Regions from separate parts of the Homo sapiens genome. Here all the other regions are linked to region 1. A link is a loop called in an ENCODE intact Hi-C map of the cell type or tissue named here. Cell type or tissue: Panc1. All regions are shown on one strand.

Region 1 (2,500 bases):
AAACCTGGGTTGGCTGGGTGTGGTGGCTCTTGCCTATAATCCCAGCACTTTGGGAAGCCAAGGCAGGTGGATTGCTTGAGCCCAGGAGCTCGAAACCAGCCTGGACCACATGGCAAAACCCTGTCTCTACAAAAAAAAAAAAAAAAAAAAAAAAAAAAAAAAATTAGCCAGGCATGATGGTGTGCACCTGTAGTCCCAGCTACTCTGGAGGCTGAGGTGGGAGGATCACTTGAGCCTGGGAGGTCGAGGCTTCTGTGAGCCATGATAACGCCACTGCACTCCAGCCTGGGTGACAGAGTGAAAATCAGGGAAAATGGCCTTTTATCCAGCTAGCTAACAATCTAATAGAAGTAGAATTTCAGTTTTAAGAGTAGGTTTGATATTGTAGAAATAAATGAAAAGTTGTTAATATACTCCAGTTATCTTCCTACGTTATTGTTCTCCTATCAGTGTGACGTGAGAAGCATTGGAACTGTTTTATGTTGGTTTTTAAATAGCACAGATGTTTTTTATTTATTTCTGTATGTTGGGTAAATTATAGTAAAAAGTGTGCTGATGTTTGATATACGAAGTCAGTTCTGAAATCTTTGCTTACATTTATATCCCATTCAGTCTTCAAGTTATATTTAAGCACAAGCTCTGCTTGATATTTTGACCTCAAGAAGACAAGAGTGAGCCAATAGGACAGTTTTCCTATTTGCTTGTAATAGTGGTCAATTTTTTTTTTTTTAAATGGAATGAATGTTTCAGGGCTATCTTTTTTTAAATAAAGGGAAGCTATAGCAGTTAGGTAAGTAATCTCTTGTAACCCAGCAAATATCTTTAATATATATTATATTTTAAACTGTTTTTATGTAGTTAATGACAGCATAATGATAACACTGTTTTCTAACCAAATGTCATGGGTTCTTGTACCTTAGGTTTTTACAAAATTTTGTATTTCTGTGATTGACATAAATAGATATGCATAGACTGTTAGCCCCCTGAAAACAGGAACTTCGTTTTGTTCATCACTATGTTTCTAACATAGTGCTTGATACACAGCTAATTCTCAATAAATATTTGTGGAAGGAATGAAAAATTTTGAGTGCTGCATCTATTGTATTACTTAATTGATACCACAAGGTGGTACTGTTGTACCATGAAATGAAAGGCTGTAATTAGTACCACATAAATCCTGTGACTAAATGAAACGAATTGACTACCTATTATGTTTATTGCCTGCTTCATTTATTTATAATTTCAACATACGATTAGTCTTTGATTACATGATTGGGTCAGGCAGTGAGCTCATAACCTAAATAAAGAACATTTGGTTCAAATTTTTATAAAAACATTAAGTGAGATGGCATCTTAAAAAACCTAGCATAGTACCAATGTAGTTTCTTTTTCCCACTTTTAATTTACTTTGGGTTAAATGCCTTTGTTAAATTGTCAGTTGCGGTGAAATAATTTGCCCAAAATTTTCTAGTAAATTATCACTGAAGGTTAAATAGTATTGTAAGTCTGTTTTTTGTTGTCAGAAGTGCTTAAAAAATTAATACCAAACCTAGATTTATATTTTTTCCCTCACTTCAAAAAAATTTTTTTATTTTGCTTTCATGTTTCTTTTATGGAGTCCATACAATATTTTATTAATGTTTAGTTCTTTATTATACATTTGTACATATATAATCATAGTATAATCATAGTGTATAAAGTAAGTCGATTTATAATTTCTCTTGGTTTTACCCCTATTTTAAAAACTAAGCATTGAAAAGTTTGTTTTGTAGCTTGTACCTTTTTGTTTCCTTATGATGGAATTGACTTTTGAATATTTTGATTCTATAATTTTCCTTAGACTGAAGTGAAATCAGAAGAAGGCCCAGGTTGGACGATCCTACGTGATGATTTCATGATGGGAGCATCTATGAAAGACTGGGACAAGGAAAGTGATGGGCCAGATGACAGCAGACCAGAATCTGCAAGTGACTCTGATACATAAAGCATCATAGGAAATACAATTGCAGTCGTTTTATTTTTTCTAGAAAAATATGTCATCCTCTGATAGTTGGGGAATTATAAGGATACCATTTGTAAGAAAGCCAAAAGACTTTTGCCAGATTTCATATTTCCCCTTTTCATGTACACTTTATATATACTTCATTAAAATTATATTTTAAACCCTTGTATAATTTTAAGCATTGTTCCTCAGAACATTTGTAAAAGGATATATTTCTGCTTGACCAGCGAGATGTGCATTTTGCCAGGATCATATTGGTCATGTCTATTGGTGTATTATTTCAGTATCACCAATGTTTTCAGAAATACAGTACTAATTCATCATTAAACTCTTTGAAGTTAATATTTTTCTGCCTTCTAACTTATAGACTCAACTATGTATCTGTAGTTTTTGGGAATGGTTGGTGTTTTTTGCTTTGTGTTGGGAAGTTATTGAGAAAACCTATATAATAAAATTTAAAATTATAGTTTTTCAGATTTTGGGTCGTGATTTTAGTTT
Region 2 (2,500 bases), 850 kb after region 1:
AACAGATCATCGAACGTTTTAGACCATACTCACCAATAGAAATGTAATATGAGCTACATATAAATTTAAATGTTCTTGATACCACATTATAAAAAGGAAGAAATACGTAAGATTGATTTTAATAATATATTTTATTTAACCCAGTATATTCAAAATATTCAACATGTAATCGGTATAAAATTATTAAAGTGATATTTTATATTTTTTACACTAAATTTTTGAAAATTGGCATGTTTTACATGTACGACACATCTTACTTCTGATGCTAAATAATTACACTGAAATTAAATAGTAGTAAAAATTAGGTTCCTCAAGTTGCCCTGGCTACATTTACGTGCTTCATAACCTTATGTGGTTAGGGGCTGCCATTTTCTACAGCTTAGTTTTAGAACTTAAAGAGGAGTTCCCATATACAGTAGATTGGGAGCCACTGTTCTAGATCAAGTCATCATTTTTACTTATTGGTTTGCTCAAGTTTTCACTTATTAGTAGCAAAACATAGAAGATTTCCAACACATTACTTTAAATATTAAATTATTTAATTGCAATAGAAAATGAAACTGGCATAAACAAATTTGAGAACAAACATAGTTGACTCTTAATAAGCATAAAAAGCATAAGGCTCAGTTTGTGGGAGCAAAAGTGTGAGGGTGTGCAAGAATGAAGCCTCTTGATCTGGACCATTTGGTCTTCCATGGGCGTTAGATATAGGAATACATGGCTTTGGTTAATACTATGAGGCAATTCAGTGGAGGTCAGTTAAGAGAGATGATATCATACTTAGTATATTATAATTAGCTGATTTTTTTCCTACCTTATGCTGGACTAATTTTCTAGAGCAGTTTATATGATACTTACTTCTGTATCCCTACAGACACTGAGGGATACTGTATCTCTAAGCACTTAGCATAGAACCTGACAAATAGATGTTTAGTGAAGATTGAATAAATATCTTGCAGTATTTGCTTGTTGTTGTTATTTAAAATAGTGTAATAGGAATGAGTAATTGTGGGTATTTATATATAATACTAATATTTTAATTGTGTAATAGTTTATGCCTATGTGAGGTTTTAAAAAGTGTATTTTGTTGTGGTAAATAACCTAAGAATTGTTGTTCATAAGGGGTTGCAATTACTTGTCCTAAGACTTGACCCTGCAATAGATTGAGTGAGCACCAGATTATGGGCCAGTTTTAACTAATGAGTCTCAAATTGAGGAGCACTGCGGTATCATTAAGCCTGTAGCTTTTAACTGGTTTCCAGACTTCAGAATGCTGTTTGATAGTATTTTATTAGAATGCTCTGGCATTCATGGTGTACTTTGCTGTTTTAAGACTTCTGACTGGTGTTCCTAACACATTACCCTGTTTAGGCAAGCAGTTTGGGCATAGATTTATTGTCGTTGCTTTTGTAGCATAATATGGCTTCATTTGCGGTTTTAAGGATAGTTGCTACCTTCCATCTATTATGGCAATGTTTCTTGTGCTGCTAATAAGAGAGATTCTGGTGTCATCTACCTTGCTTGCTACCTTTCCGGTGACGTCAAAAGGAGGCATGTGATAGATACGTGCCTTCCTTAACTCTCACTCTTTTTAATGTGATTGGTACAGGATAAAAATGAATTTTAATAACCTTTTTAAAAATTTATCAAGGTTTCATGCTTTAACATGTTGCTACATACTTTCTGATATTGTCCACATTTCTGGTATTTATTCTCTCTCCTGATTTTTTTCTTTCACCACTTGTAAACCCATAAGTTTTTCTGTACTATGGATATTTCATTGACTATGTTATTCCTATAAGGTATATTGAAGATATCACTTGGCTTGTAAAATCATTCCATTGATGGCATGTAAATGATATTCAGGGTTTACCTGCCTGTTAGTTGGCCAGTTTTGTCCTAGAATGTATCTAATCTCTTGTTACATGGAAGTGATGCTTACTATTATGTGGCTTTACCCAAGCCAGTATTTATAGAAATGAGTGAAAATGAAATGTATAAAAGCAGGTTAAGCTTTATTAACTTTGGTACACTATGCCAAGCATATTTCCAGAGAGGCTGTAACAATTGACAGCCTCACCAGCAGTATTCAAGATTCCCATTTGTCTCACATCCTCCTGAACACTTTCCATTGTCTTTTTAATTTTAGCCAAACCAGTAGATGTGTAATGGTATCCTATTGTGATTTTTATTAATATTTCTTTAATACTAATGATGTTGCACACTGTTTTATGTGCTTATTGAGCATTTAAATATCCTCAAAAGAAATGCCCACTCAGATTATTTGCCCATTCTTTTATTTGGTCATCTTTTTCTATTGATTTGTTGGAGTTCTGTAGTTTTTTGGATACAGTTTATTATTGTTGTTGGATATATGAATACAAATACCTTCTCTTTGTGGTTTGCATTTTCACATTCTTAATGACATCTTGTGGACATAAGTTCTAACATGTTTCTTTAAAATTTACAGTGAAATACAGAAATTGTATGTGCATAGTTA
Region 3 (2,500 bases), 1.5 Mb after region 1:
CCTCCAACCAAATAAGAATGATTGTTTCCCTGAAAAATCTGCTGCCATTCTTGGGATGTTCAGGCACCTCCTGTAAGGCTCATCCTCACTGTGGAAAGTTATTGAATGTGGTGAAGTCAATTACAAAAAAGAAGGATGATCACAGTCAATAACAGCTGACATGTCCCTCATGTGCCAGGCATTACCCTTGATCTTTAGCCAACTGTCTCCTATTTCGTATTCATTTTTCAAATAAACAGCTGGGGCTTAGGAAGGTGAGGCACCTTGCCTGCCCTCCTAGGTAGGTAAGTGAGGAAGCTGGCTCACTCTAACCCCAAAGCCCCACTCTTGACCACTAACTGCACCATTCTTCACTGAGCACAGTGAGTTTGCACAGTTCCACGCTTCTCTGGCATTTTTGAATCCTATGAGAACTTTAAATCCCTTTCACCTGCTCATTTCTAATTAAATGAAAAACAAGCCTCCTTGTGTATATATTTTTATATTTCTTTGGAAACATCTTTTTTACATTTACAGCCAAGAGTGGTCTGAGCCCCAGTATGTGCCAAATGAGATATGTCTTCTCTTCCCTTTGTACATCATGCTAACATTTGCTTATTTCAGTAAGTGCAATGACTAATCATGTGGCTCTTATGCTTACTCTTTCATACTGGGAGTTTTAGCCAAAATATTATTTAACCTGTAATCCTGAGAGCAGGGACCACATCCTCCCTAATGCCTATCTTGATTCTTGGAACAAAAACCTGTATAAACGAATAAAGGAAGGGAGGGAGCAAAAAAGAAGGGAGAGAAATGCTTAGAATTCCACAGTTCCTTGAACGCCAGGTATAAAGATACACAGTAGCTGCCCTGCAAGAGCTCTAGTCAAATGAGGGAAGCAGACTTGGAAACAAATAATAAGAACACAACCAGAGAAAGACTATCAGGTCAGTGCAGAGTAGTATGAGAGCAAGGATGAGGGGATCTGGAAGGTTTCTCAGCGGAGTGACATTTGGCATTGAAGAAAGCGTGGCATTAGGCGTTGGAACCAACCCCTGGGAAAAGTTGGAAGGAAGACAGGCAGGTGCTTGATGGGCAATACCCATTTCTACAGAGGAGAAAAAGATTCAGAGAGGTCAGCCGACTAGCCAAAGATTGCAGCTTATAAATCTTGGACCTAGCAGTCTGCTGCTCTCCTCTGGATGGTCTGACTAGCAAGCTGGTCACTTAATACATGCCCCTCTATTGTTCTTGAGAGTTGCCAGGTTTTGCAGATCATCTGATGATTTGGCCTCTAGGTGAACAAAGAGGAGTTTGTTTCCGTGGCGGGTCCTCTTCTCATTCTTTAGACTCTCTTGCCCTCTTGTGGTTATGCAGAGCTACAGCCACCTGAGCTGTCTTCATACATCAGAGAGAAAACATCTAATAATGAGTGCTGGATTGCAGCCCGATCCCTTCCCAGTTCCAAAACAACACAAAACAACTCTTGAGCCAAGAATCTTTTAAAAATATTTATCAAAGAATACACTCATGGTTTTAAATGATCATGCATATTTTAAACAGCAAAAGGTCCAAATGGAGGTAGGAGGAAGTAAGAGGAGGAGGCATGAGTATATCAAATTCTATTTTTATACACAGAGGTAGTGCATGCAGGTTTAGAAAGCCCAACTCAAAATTAGTAGAATGTCAATAAATGTAAAAACTAAGGCACAGAGTGGTAGGGAAAGGATTGCCTTAGACAAAGCTACCATTTTAAGTTCTGGACCCCAGTTGAATTGTCCACCTGGCGAGAGTTTTGCAGGGTGGAAACAATGCCTTCAGCCAGTTATGAAATAAGCAAAAGTCTGTTCCCTGAGAGGAGACATCTGCATGAAACCTACAGGCATGTGGGAACCAGATCTTAACCTTGGTTTCAATGCAAGTATTTGAGAAATTACTGCAAACAGCAGTAACTACCAGTTTTGTCTTTTATTATTCAGCTTTCTTGTTAACTTCAGAGAAGTGCAAATGTGAAATGGACATCGCCCCATCCCAGCAGAGGAAAACATAACATACAGCTAACAGAGACAAAGACTTTCTATTGCCAGGAACAATGGCCAACACTCATCACTCTTGGTAAAGACAGTAGGAAACTGGGATTCAAACACACAGTGAAGAATTTCAGTTAGATGCAAGGAAGAAATTTCCACAGGGACTGTGAGTGATAATGTGGTATGTTGCAAAGAAAACTGAACTTAAAATATAGAACACTGGATTTTAGTTCCTGCTCTGCCACAAACCAGCCATGTGACCTTGTGAGAGGCATTTTACTATTCTGGGTCTCAGTCCCCTCAACTGCTAAAAGAGTATCATAATAAATCTCTAATTTTCCATTCAACCCTAAATGTTTATAAGCCAAAGGTTCTATGATGCTTCCCTTTGGAGGCTGTCAAAGAAAGAGAGAATATTTCAAGCTATTTCCATTTGTTTGGACACAGATGTGGTTGGAACCAGGAGAATAACTTAAATGGCTTCTTCAGAT

Evidence for each region. Hi-C counts contacts between places; a loop is a spot of excess contacts. Peaks named below come from ENCODE experiments on the same cell type or tissue, not always from the same donor. Only the 100,000 strongest peaks of a DNase experiment are listed, where the experiment ranks them.
Region 2: a loop joins it to region 1, with 4 times the contacts of the local background. A loop is called at or near these places in 37 of 110 quality-filtered maps.
Region 3: it touches region 1 in a loop (9-fold over the local background); 58 of 110 quality-filtered maps call a loop at or near these places.

What each region holds. Positions count from the first base shown.
Region 1 is chr1:218,329,108-218,331,607 of GRCh38, forward strand. It overlaps RRP15 (ribosomal RNA processing 15 homolog), which reads left to right. Exons shown (of 5, transcript NM_016052.4): 5 at 1,841-2,500. The coding sequence ends at 1,984. Among named protein-coding and RNA genes, the nearest start is that of TGFB2, 15 kb to the right of the region's middle. In Panc1, CTCF peaks have their summits at 1,098 (motif pointing right) and 1,299; a DNase peak (open chromatin) is centred at 1,154; H3K27ac peaks cover 1,210 bases.
Region 2 is chr1:219,180,975-219,183,474 of GRCh38, forward strand. The region is part of intron 2 of LYPLAL1 (lysophospholipase like 1); the gene reads left to right. Among named protein-coding and RNA genes, the nearest start is that of LYPLAL1, 8.3 kb to the left of the region's middle. In Panc1, no CTCF peak of the experiment used is centred here; no DNase peak of the experiment used is centred here.
Region 3 is chr1:219,811,471-219,813,970 of GRCh38, forward strand. The region is part of intron 2 of LOC105372926 (a long non-coding RNA gene); the gene reads right to left. Among named protein-coding and RNA genes, the nearest start is that of SLC30A10, 120 kb to the right of the region's middle. In Panc1, CTCF peaks have their summits at 1,351 (motif pointing left) and 1,567; a DNase peak (open chromatin) is centred at 1,321; H3K27me3 peaks cover 1,511 bases.